2 separate regions of the Homo sapiens genome follow, and region 2 is linked to region 1. A link is a loop called in an ENCODE intact Hi-C map of the cell type or tissue named here. Cell type or tissue: Caco-2. All regions are shown on one strand.

Region 1 (2,500 bases):
TGGCAGTGAATCAACCACAACCCACATGAGGAATATTATATATTTCCCACCTGCACTGTCAGTTGGGGAGCCTCCCTAAGCAGGGATAGGCTATTAAAAGACTCCCCTCCCTCCCCACTAGCTGGATAACCCCCAGAAAGACTTCTCCTCCCTCTTAAGAATATTATAACTTTTTTTTTTTTTTTGAGACTGAGTCTGTCTCTGTCACCCAGGCTGGAGTGCAATGGCACAATCTTGGCTCACTGCAACCTCTGCCTCCTGGGTTCAACCGATTCTCCTGCCTCAGCCTCCTGAGTAGCTGGGATTACAGGCATGCACCACCATGCCCAGCTAATTTTTGTATTTTTAGTAGAGACAGGGTTTCACCATGTTGGTCAGGCTGGTCTCGAACTCCTGACCTCATGATACACCCACCTCGGCTTCCCAAAGTGCTGGGATTACAGGCATGAGCCACTGTGCCCGGCCTATAACTTTTATTGATTTACGATGCATCATTCCTTCATCAGAATCTCCTGGGATGTCTTTAAAAGGCAGATTCCTGGGCCCCATTCTCAAGCTACCTAATCAGACTCTAGAATTGTGACCCTTGCAATTACCTTTTTAACAAGCTTCTCAGGTGGTCCTTCTGCACGCTAATATTTGGGGAACATTGACATGGAGGAAAGGGATAACTATAGATCCAGCCATCAAATTACTCAGGTTAATTTCCTACCTACTGCGATTTACTCAGAGACCAGAGAGGAAGGTAAAAATGTTGAAGCTGGGGCGGGGTCAGGGGGTGGTTCTTTTCTTTTTTGTTTCTTTTAACATCTAAATAGCTCTCTGCTTTCTAAAATGTTCTCTTGACCTTGAAAACTTTTTGCTCTCACAATGTCTTAGGGCTGGAAGGGCTCTTAAATATCATCTAATTCAATCCTTTGTTTTATGAGAAAGAAAGGGTGCAACTTTCCCAAAGTTACCAACCTGGTGTCACCATATATCGCAGGGTTAATAGCTATCTACTCTTCTTTTAAAAGATAAAAATGTTTGCACTGGTGGCTCCGTGAAGATCATAGCCCTACACTGGCCAGCATTTGTGCATACACAGCTTTGCCTATTAAAAAAAATCCATTAAAAACAATTCATCTTCCTGTTCTCTGAAATTTAAAAACATATCCCACTTCACAAATTAGAGGAACGGTCTCTAGTCAATGAAAACTTCACACAAGAGGGCAGATTTTAAATTATAACTGAACACAAAAAGAGGGTTATATGCTGGCTGTAACAGATTTGGAAATGATTTACTTTGAGACACATGAGACTGTAGGGCAAAAGCGCCTTGCATAAAGGTAAATGATTGTCAGAGCCAGGGACCTGCTAAGTCACAGTCCTACACAGGTGATACATTGTCCCAGCTAACTGACTCCTCGATGGGTGCAGAAAGTCAGCATGGAACATTATCTGCAAATTCAGAAGAATCAATTCAATGAGCAATGGAAACTGAGAACACCGTATCATTAGAATAATCCCTTTTACAGTCATAGCTTTGGAATTCACAAATGTACATTTACAGATACATGAAGCATTCTACTTGTTTACTTAACCTGGCTTCCTGCTATTATTGCTCTCATTTTTATTATGAAGTGTTTTTACGTTTCTGAAGCTTGATTCATTAAATAATTGCCATCCTCCTATCTGGGTCATTGGTCATATTTATCGCAAAAGAAAACTACAAATCATTATTCAAGAGCAAATTCCACATATTTTCCACGTCCTAAACTTTTCAACCTCTCTTCTTTTGCACTGAGGGGGATTCGTTCCAAGGAACAGCACATTCCCCAGAGGTAATCTGACCGGAGCAGGAGGGGAACAGGGTTGGTCCTCTACAGAGAAGTTCACAGTGTTTTTGCCATTTGCTGTCCTTCGTGTTAGGCTTTGTTTTCTAAACATCATTAAGAGGTTTTAAAAATAAACCTGTGGTGGAACTGGTTAAAAATCACCTTAATTCCTAAAGCGTGGGGAAAATTTACACACACACACACACACACACACACACAGAAACACACCTCTTCCTTTTCCTCTTCTTCACAGAATAAGCAGGTCATTGTTTTTGACTATTCATTTCACTGTAGAAGAAAACATAAATAAAATATAACGGGGTGAATGGATCACATCATTAACTTAAACTCCCCCATACTTGGGAAGAATATACAGTTCACAAAGTAATGAGGTGCCTGGAGTTTGTGCGTCGGAAGTGTTCCTGTTTATAACTTATGTACACAGCATTCTCCTTGGCTCTTTCTGTTTTGTTTTTTCCTTCTATTCTTTTTTTCCACTGCAGTCATGGTAGAGCCTAGATTCACTTTTTGTAATTGTGTTTCCTGAATTGCTAAGTAAGCTATTTTTAAAAACTCATATAAAATAAACAATTTCAAGAGTCTTAAAAGTCAAGGGCTATTTGATGTCCCTAAACGAATGGGAAGAAAAGACTCTTTCACCTTCTAAAATAATATTTTCCTAG
Region 2 (2,500 bases), 78 kb after region 1:
TTTATCACCTAGCTAATCTGATTATTTAATATGCATCATTGGGGTAATAGAAGAGGTCATGGTAGAAAATAAATGAGAAAGTAAAATATAGAGACAGTTGTATTATGCCCATGATAGCTAAAGAAATAGAAATGGAATTCTTTCCTACCCAAATACCCTTATGTAAACAAACAGGCAATCTTTTTAAGCTTTTAAAAAAAACAGTTGGTGAAGATGATTTAACTAGAGTGAGATTAAATAACCACAGCAAATTAAAATGTGAGCTATCATCAATTTTTTTTCAGGGGCCCAAATGCAGCAAATTAAATGAAGTTTAGAAACATTCTTCTCAAAAACATGGGCTTCTTCTTTCGAAAACTCATTCCTTGCTGGAGTGGCTACTTCATTTGCTCTGTTTATTGTCATTACACTATCAGCAAGTTGGACCAAAGGCACTTACAAACATGTGTGATTGTTTGGGTTAAACTGCAGCTGCTCGTGAGGCTGTTCATACTGACCCCATCTGGAAGGCTGGCTACCGAAGCAGCCCTCTTTCCCTGACTATTCTACTTTCAAAGACTCTTCTCCTTTCAAAGACGATGTACACTTATCTTTTGCACCTGAGCTTGCTGAGAAGGCCATGGAGACACTGCTTTTCTGCAACCTACCTCCTTGGAGCTGTTCCCAGCTTATTCTTCTTGCCTGATTAAAGCTTAAAGCAAACTCAGAACTGGGCTCCAAATGTTGCTTTCCTATTTCCTTTGCAACTCTGTAAACTGGGTTTCTGTCTTTAAAACCCGTAAGTTCTTCCCTTCTTCTTCCTCCACTAGGATCTGATAATCAGTAGGAAAAGGAGGAGAGAGAGGAGTGGGGGACGAGGTGGGGGAAACAAACTGTGCCTGAAAAACAAAGTTGTTACTCTTGAGGCAGAAGGCTTGCTTCCAAAAGCAGTGACTCACTGCACTGAGGGACATTGTCTTGCCTAATAAGTAAAGGCATGTGGCCAAATACACACCTGCCCACAGGTAAGGAATTTAATTCTTCCCAGGACTGCAGATACCATGAGCTTTACATGCAAACATACAGCTTTGCTTCTGCATATTTGCATGGCAATGATTTCTAGATTTCCATTCCACTCCACCTCTCGGCTGTCATTTCACAAAACAAGTGAGGAAATGGCCATGTGCTTAGGAAACTCAGAAGCTGATGGTTAAAAAAATCAACTGCGCCACAGCCTCCTCTCTGAAAACTTATAATTTTTATTGGGAAATTCTGATCAACTTCGTTATGTTGTATCTTTAGTTTCTCTTATTTAAAAAATGCCTGAAATATGTGTACTCTGATTTTTTGAGGTGTTTTAATGTATCAAAAGGGGCATTTGGTTGTAATTATCAATGTTATTTCAGTTTTAATTTAAAGGACCTTATCGCAACTTTATTCGTTATGTACTATAAACGCTATCTCCACCTCTGCCATTTAATGGAGAATTTTTGATTGATGACTCTCAGATCTCTATCTCCATCCCAGATCACTTTCCTCAGACTCATATGTACCAACAAGAGATGTAGTACAGTGATTAAATGAAAAATTTTGAAAGGCAGACTACTTATGAAGCCCAGCTCCTCCATTGACTGCTTATGAAGCCCAGCTCCTCCATTGACTGCTTATGAAGCCCAGCTCCTCCATTTACTATGTGACTTTGGATAAATTACTTAATCTCTCTGCCTCAGTTTCTAAATCTATAAAATAGGAATAATACGATATTGTATTAATTCTAAGAGGGACGTTTTAACATCTTTGAATCAAGATGTGTCTTACAATGGATGGTACCTTAGATTTGATGAAATAAACTAACAATAGCTGTTAGGGTGGCTGTGGGAATTAAATTGATCAAAATATACAATTTATGACAATATTTGGTGTATACTGAGCTTTCAATAAATGTTAGCCAGTATTATTGCATTAATGGGCATATCATTTTCAATTTTCAGGCATCTCAAACTCATCTTTCCTTCAAAGATGATTCCCCTATATTCCTTATTTTGTTTAATGTTAGTCACACAAGTCAGAAACATAAAAATCATCCCTGGCCATTCCTCTCCTTAAGCCTCCACATTCAATCACTTAACAAGCTCTCTTAATTTTACAGTCTAAACATCTCCCATCTTTCCTCTTCTTGCCATGCCCACTGCCACTGCAGTCATCATCTCTGACCTGGAACACGGCAGCCTGCCGTTCAAACTCCACTTGGCCTTTAGAGTCATCTTCCTGACATGGGAATCACATTCTAACTCTCCCTGTCTCCAACTTTTCAGTGCCTCCCCAGAACCACCAGGATGAAGTTCACTTCTTGCTGGGGCACCAGAGTCTTGGGTTGTGAGGCTTCCAGACCTTGATTGGCCTCACCCTGGGCCACAAGCCTTCCTCGCCTGATGCTCCATCCTCACATGTCACTTGCCACTCCCTGAACACTCATGAAGGCTGATGTCTCTGGGCTCTTCCCTCTGCCTAAAGTGGTCAT

The links. Peaks named below come from ENCODE experiments on the same cell type or tissue, not always from the same donor. Only the 100,000 strongest peaks of a DNase experiment are listed, where the experiment ranks them.
Region 2: a loop joins it to region 1, with 5 times the contacts of the local background. A loop is called at or near these places in 4 of 110 quality-filtered maps.

The regions. Positions count from the first base shown.
Region 1 is chr13:73,324,910-73,327,409 of GRCh38, reverse strand. No RefSeq gene overlaps it. Among named protein-coding and RNA genes, the nearest start is that of LINC00392, 240 kb to the left of the region's middle. In Caco-2, no CTCF peak of the experiment used is centred here; DNase peaks (open chromatin) are centred at 501, 1,049 and 1,369.
Region 2 is chr13:73,247,354-73,249,853 of GRCh38, reverse strand. No RefSeq gene overlaps it. Among named protein-coding and RNA genes, the nearest start is that of KLF5, 190 kb to the right of the region's middle. In Caco-2, no CTCF peak of the experiment used is centred here; a DNase peak (open chromatin) is centred at 983.